Linked DNA regions of Mus musculus: region 1 is linked to region 2. A link is a contact called in ENCODE Hi-C or POLR2A ChIA-PET data. All regions are on one chromosome and are shown on one strand. Each heading gives the region's core, a stretch centred on a gene start or an enhancer-like site at or near the end of the contact. The rest is flanking DNA. Distances are from core to core; before and after follow the strand shown. Region 1 holds the start of Mettl23 (methyltransferase like 23). Region 2 holds the start of Snhg16 (small nucleolar RNA host gene 16).

The links. A loop is a pair of places that touch in the nucleus more often than their neighbours do. ChIA-PET counts read pairs that join two places held with the same protein, here RNA polymerase II (POLR2A).
Region 1: POLR2A ChIA-PET joins it to region 2 with 19 read pairs in Patski. The contact joins the promoter of Mettl23 here to the promoter of Snhg16 in region 2. A Hi-C loop is called at or near these places in 1 of 37 maps with a recorded cell type or tissue (T-helper 2 cell). POLR2A ChIA-PET finds 5 or more read pairs at or near these places in 3 of 5 experiments (Patski and embryonic stem cell).

The regions. Positions count from the first base shown.
Region 1 is chr11:116,841,589-116,844,918 of GRCm38, forward strand. Mettl23 (methyltransferase like 23) reads left to right here and starts at 1,927. Exons shown (of 5, transcript NM_028865.3): 1 at 1,927-2,186. The coding sequence starts at 2,019. Jmjd6 (jumonji domain containing 6) reads right to left here and starts at 1,861. Exons shown (of 6, transcript NM_033398.3): 1 at 1,477-1,861; 2 at 744-1,132. The coding sequence starts at 1,605.
Region 2 is chr11:116,670,293-116,673,650 of GRCm38, forward strand. It overlaps Snhg16 (small nucleolar RNA host gene 16), which reads left to right and starts at 1,368. Exons shown (of 5, transcript NR_027821.1): 1 at 1,368-1,464; 2 at 1,872-2,063; 3 at 2,372-2,446. It overlaps Snord1c (small nucleolar RNA, C/D box 1C), which reads left to right and starts at 2,213; the gene lies at 2,213-2,290.

The sequences.
Region 1 (3,330 bases), core at 677-3,176, 170 kb after region 2:
ATCCTGGAGACAGACACAGATGGATCTTAATTTCAAAGCCTACCAGTGCTACACAGAGACCCCTATCTCAAAACACCCAAACCAAGCCTGGTGCAATATTGAACATCTTTAATGTCTAGCACTTAGAAGGCAGATCTCTGTGAGTTTAAGGTCAACCTGGTAACACAGTGAGTTACAAAGAGTCAGTATAAGAAACCACACTTGTAAAAATAGAAATAAAACTTCCTTGATAAAGCAATGGTTGCACTAAAATGACCTGGGGCTGGGCAGAGACGGCTCAGGTTAGAAGCACTCAATTCCTCAAAGCACCAAGGTTCAATTCTTAGCACCTCACATGATCCCAATGGCTCACAACTATCCATAATTGCAGCTCCTGAGGTTCTGACCTCAACCAACAGGCAGAGACTGGTAAAACATATACATGCATGAAGTTTTATTTAAAAAAAAAAAAATGCCCTGGAGGAATCCAGATGCCTCCCCACCCCCCCACCCCCATGGAATCCTTCTTCCGAAGTAGGACTATAAACAGGTCAATGTGTAGGGAAGACTTTCATTGCTTTTACAAGGTTAGACAGAGTTCTGCTAACAGGCTTGCGGATTTGTGTGTGTTTATCCAGAGACAGGGTTTCTTTGTGTAGCCCTTGCTGTCCTGGAACTCATTCTGTAGCCCAGGCTGGCCTTACAAAAATACCACTGCCTGTCACTGTCCATGGTTTTTGAAAACTTAACGTGAAATAATTTACCTGTAAGGGGGTCTGCGTTTCTCCCCCGCGTATTGGAAAAGATCATCTGTGAAAAACTTGGGCACCTTGTAGTCTTCCAAAAGTTTCCTTCTTTTGGGGTGTTCGCCATAGCTGCTATCGAAGATGTAAAGGGGACTGTCATCGCGGGTGCTCTCCATGTACTCGATGTAGTACTTCATCTTCATCTTAACCGAGTAGCCGTCATTATCCTCGCCGCACTTGAACTTCTGGTTCCGGTATTTCCTTTTGAGGCGCTCCAGAGTCCATTTCTCCTGTGCGGACCAGCCCTCTTGTGCATTGAGCAGAACCACGGGCTTGTAAGGCCTCTCGTAGCGCTCCACGAACTCTTTCACCGACAGCTGTAAGGCATCAGCTCTCTCCACGTTATCCTGCGGGAACAACAAAAGACCTGTCCCGTTAGGACACTGGAACAAGTCCAGTGGCGGATAAAGGTGTCCCACAGGGCCAATTAGCAAAGACACCCGTGAGCAATGGCACACACGAGCAAGGAACGAGCGAGCCTCTGCTCCTCCAGGGGGCCGGAGGGACGGAAGGAGGCCCACGTGCGTGCGGGCGAGCACGTCGCACCCGGAGCCACCCCTTCACGGGAGGGAGGGGCCCGAAGCTCCCACGACCGAGCGAGTTTTGACAGCCGGGCTGCGGGGCCCCATCGGGGGACCAGCGGCCCTCGGAAGGCGGGCAGCCGTCGTGTGGGGTCCCGCGCCCCGCTCACCGGCACGGCCGCGGGGTTCAGCGGGTAGCTCTCGTAGTAGTTGTGCCGGGTCCAGTCGAGCGAGTCCTTGAGCTCCGGCCGCGCACTTCGCTTGGCCTCGCGGATGCGCTTCTTGCTCTTGTGGTTCATCGTGAGCCGCTCGCCGTCCGGTTCCGCCCCGACCCCGACGCGGCTCGCGTTTCCTGCCACCAAACGCGCCCTCCCTCCCTGGCTGGCGCGGCCCCGAGACGCCCTTCGCTCCGGCCCGGCGCCTTTAAAGTCGCCTTCCAGAAGATTCACTCCTCAGCCGCCACCGGAGCTTTGGGTTGGGCGAACAGCGGCCTTCCTCCCCGCCCCACCGCCTCATGCGGTCCGCCATTGGCCTCAGCGACCTGCCAGACCCGCCTTCATGCACGCCAATTGGGCGCCATGTTGGGAAGGTCGCGTCGCCGACGCCCTGCCCCTCCCTGCTTTGGCCTACGCAACACTTCCGTCTGCGCGTCGCTTCCCTGCGGTCTCCTTCCGGCCGGGCCCGCTGCGGCCTCCGGCTTCCTGTGTTTGCCATGGACAGTGTCCGGCCCCGCGCTCCTTGGGCACCGCCTCCTGACCCGGCGTCCCTGGACTCCCCTACGTGCGAGCCCGGCCTCATGGCCGGGACCCAGCTCTTTCGGTTCCGGGAGGAGCCAGTTCCCGGAGGCAATCGGGCGGTGCTGGAGGTCCGCGTCCCGCAGGTGCGTGCGGCGGCACCCACGTGGGAGCCCCCTGTTTGGAGCGGGAGTGGGTTGTCCTTCAGTTCTCGGCTTCGTTCATTAGCACCAGGTCTGGTGTGAAGCCCGGTGAGGGGTTAAGTGCGCTCCAGTGACACATTTAGGGACAGTGCCAGGAAGTTCACTGAATTCCACCAGGAAAGTGGCTGTCTTGTCCTGTGATGCTAACTTTGTACTCTTTTGAAAGCATCTGTCAGTATATCTAACACGGCCTGCCCCCCTCCCCACCAAACCTCCGGGTACTCTTGATTGAACCTCTGCCTGTTAGGCAAGTGCTCCGCCACTGAGTGGTAGCCCTAACTCTCTGTTTTATTTCTGAGCTCAGGCAGGCTTTGAATTTGAACCCCCGTTTCCCGCTTCTTAGGGTTAGGAGTGTGCGCCACCATGCTGGCTTAAACAGTGCCGGGGCTCGAATCCAAGATCCATACACGATAGATGATAGTTGTGCTTTTGAGTTTATCCCAAACCCCGTAATCTTTGCTGTTTAAATTTTGGGACCAGGGATTCCTGTCTCCAACACCCCAATAAAATTTTATACATCGGCACTGGCTTGTTCCCTCCGAGCTCATAGCTACTCTAAAACTGACTAACTCTTCCCAGGTAGTCGGGTTTTACAAAGGATTTTCGTGTTGTAATGTAGGCAGCTGGACCATAGGTAGGTAGGTGTCCCTGGCAATAGTAAGGGGAGCAGAAGGTATAGCCTTCTGCTATACAATGCTGCCACCTGTAGCAGTCCTCGTTTGTTTGTTTTTTTTCCCAGACTTCTACACAAGTGAAGCAGAGATTTTGTTTTGAGACAGGGTCTCTCTATGTATCCCTGGTTATTGTGGAACACATTCTGTGAACCAGTCTGGACTCAGGGTTCACCGTGCCTCTGCCTTTGGAGTGTTGGGATTAAAGGTGTATTCCTCCGCCCTCCCAGCAGCCTCTAACATTAGAGAAGAGATTCTTGGCTGTGTACTACAGAGAAATATTTCAGGACAAATAAGCGTGAAGCAGAGTTGGAAGATACTAATAACCTGGATCTTTTTAAGTTTGGGCATTAATAGACAACTAGGAAAAGGACAAGAAGGCATGGGGTACAGACTTCATAAGTCAGAATACTGCA
Region 2 (3,358 bases), core at 118-2,617:
CCCAGCACTATGAGGGAATAAAAAAAATATTAAGAGAGTTCCCTCCCCCCAAAAGGACTCACAATTAAATTAAAGGAGAGAAATATACACGGATATGGTCATTAAGAGTGAGTAACAGATTTCCACATTAAAAAGATGATACAGGCTAAATGCTACAGAGTTCCATTTGAGGAGGACTGGAGGACCGGGCGAGGGTTGTGAATAAAAGGCTCTAGATCTTGTAAATTTAAACTAGCTTGTAAATAGGTATAAGTTCTGGCCCTGCCTTGCCATTTTGTCCTATTTAAAAATGAAGTCAAGATGCCCCATGCAAAATGATACTCTAAACGAACGAGGCAGGATCGAAAGACATGGAAAACACGCCCACGATAGAGGAAGAGGGTCCCTCATTCAGGAATCCTGTCAAGTCTCTTGCCAACAGAGAAACAAGAATTCTGGCATAATTACCAACTGCTGAAGGCCCTTTTGCCCTTCCCAGATATTAAACTACAATTTTTCAGCGACCCTCACCAATTACACCACCCCCACCCCCATGCAACCCCTAGCGACTTGTGCCTACAGTTCCATCCAACGCTTCTCTGGGGCCAGCACACTTATTTCACTTACCAAGATAGCAAGAAAGTGGGGAGGGGGTGTCTCCTAGCAACCTTTTAAGATGTAACTCACGAGCTACTAGAATTATACATGGCTAACACAATCAATTGCAACTCTCCTTGAGCCAGTTCCCACCCTGGGTATGCATTCTTCTTGAGCGCTTCTCTTTCTCCTAATCCTCACACTAAACCCCTCTATTAAAATGGTTTTTATCTCCAACTTATACCGGCTAGTCCTCAGCGCCGATTTCATTGTATCTTCCCTGTGAGAACAGTGCCACAGGCAGGCGAATACCTGGGGCTGCTGCTGCTGCTACTGACGGTCGCCCCTGCAGCTCTCGAGTGCCCCCTGCCGCCGGAACCCGCTCTCGCCCCCATCTTAAAAGCTTCTGCCCATTCCCTGGGACTCTCCCTGGACTTCACTAAGGAACTAAGCCAAGTGACATTTCTCCACCCCAGATAAAAATCTGCAGCACAATTAACGAGCCTCAGTTTCCTCAACGGTCCCTGAACCCTCGAACATTCTCCACCTCCCCAGACTTAGCGGGGGACCGCCGAAGTTCACAGTCCAAGCTCCTTACCCCGAACCCTCTGCTGCCCCTGGTGGCTGCCACCATCTTACCCCTTTCTCTTCACTCAATGTGAGGTGAGACGACCCATTCTTGGCAACGGTAGATTTAGAACTACATTTCCCATCAAACCATTCTCGACATCGCGAGAGTTCCGGCGAGACTTGCGGAGGGGAGGGAAAACGGGAAGACTGCGCGCAAGCGCGATCTCGTCCTTTCCGAGGTCCTCTGCCGCGTGTTTGGAAGTTATGGCCGCGCGGGTCTGTGGTGTTCTCCCTGAAAGGCCTAAGCTTTGGGTGATGGTAAGTTGTGGAAAAGGGAAGATGAGGTTTTTCCTACACATACCGTCGACACGCTTGCTCTCTCCGGAGGTGACGTGTCGACGATCAGCCCTTTCCTTTGCTATTGTGGGCCTTAGGAGGTCTGAGATGCTGTCTAAGGAAATGCTCCCCAGACTGCGAGACGTTTGATGCGGACGGGATGAAGCCCTTTTTGGTCTTCGATCTCCCTTCTCTTGGGGCGGGGAGCGGTCTTCTCTCTGTGACCCAAAGCCAGCCATGTGCTCAGCTCTGTCTTCCCTGGGGTCTCCATTGAGGGTGGTGGCCTTAAGTGAACACGAGTGACTCCTGCTAACTACAGATTGTCATGAACGGGATTGAAAACTGAAAGCCGTTAGCTCTAACGCGGCATAACTTCTCCTTCCCCGAAGGCATTGCCTTTTGGCACTCGGGAGACAAGATGCAGGTTCCGTCTCAGAAGTAATGGCTGGATCCCTGAAAGCCAACGGGCTCGGTGTGGTCCACCCGTCAGAAGGCATAGGTAGATGGTGGGCATCTGCCTCAGACATAGTTCTCAAGTTCAGCCAGAAGAATGCGCGTTGAGCCCTCTGCAGCCCGTGTCGGTAAGGGTTCCAAACAAGTCCAGAAGAGGGTCTGTGCCGGTGTAATTTGGGGCTATAGAGTGTCGTTCTGCAACTCAACGTGGTTGCCAGAACCGGATTTCCAAAAATGAGTTGGGTTGGCACTGGGGGGTTTGGGGGGCCTCTTGCTGGTTGAGCTGAGGATGATTTAAGTTATCCCTGTCTGAAATGACACTTTTGTGAAGAGTCATGGTTTACTGAGGCTCGACGTTTTGAGGTCTGTTTTGAGAATGACCACAGTAAGGTTGCTTCTGTTAGAATGAAGTGGGATCTCTTTATTACTCCTTCAGACGGAGGTGTTGTCTCCAGGAAGCATCATGGAAAGGCGTGGTGGTGCACAAGGGCCTTCAGGATGCCTGCGCCTGGTAAGAGCTTCATAGAGTCGCAGGGGTTGTGGTAGCTGGGAAGGGTTGGTTGTTAGGTTTGGGGTGGGGGTGGGGTTAGAGGTTGTTGGGGATTGATTGTCCAGAGGAGGGCGTGGTCCTCCTTACTCAGCACTCTCACAAGCTGCATTTAACATTGGTGAATACAAAATTGTTCCTCACTCAACTGCTAAGTAAACTGACGTTCAGTGAGTGGGTTCTGTTTCTTTTGTATATGCGTGTGCCACTGCATCTATGTGTCTGGTTGACTTGAGTGAGTTTGGTTTCCCCTTTAGCCACCAAGCTGTTTTTTGGCCTAGAAATTGGGTTAAGTAAAGATTTGGGCCTGCTACCTGGGAGTAGCACAGAGCCTTGTCTTCTGTAACACAGAATCACTGGCTTCCAAACCTGGATATCTCTCAGAACACGTAAAAAGTGTTAAAATACACACATTTCCACCCAGGTCAGTGGATGAGACGGGTATGGAGTGGAATTAAGAGTCCTCGAGGTTTGAGCAGGCATGGAGAAACGGTTTGATGACCATTCTCACAGCAAGACCAGAGCACTGGCTATGTTTAAGCACCTCCTGAGATAGGTTTTTTTAATCCTCAGTCTTAACAGACAGCCATATGCTTTTGTACATGTGGGTGGGGAAAGGAGACACTCCTTTGTATAGTGTCACCTCTTAGTGGCAGGTGTGGTAATGGCTGCCCTTCAGTAGGGTCGCTGTAGTGGGTGACCTGTACCATTTTAGGGATTTCACTGATAGTCTACAAAGACTTGCCAAAGACTCTGGCTCAGCTGTAAGGCAGATGCTGCTGGAAGTGACCTTTTTCCAGAGTCTTCCCTTGTAACCTGGATTGGCCTTGCATTTGTTGTGGAACAGGGGTTGGGTTCAAACTCATAATTCTGTCT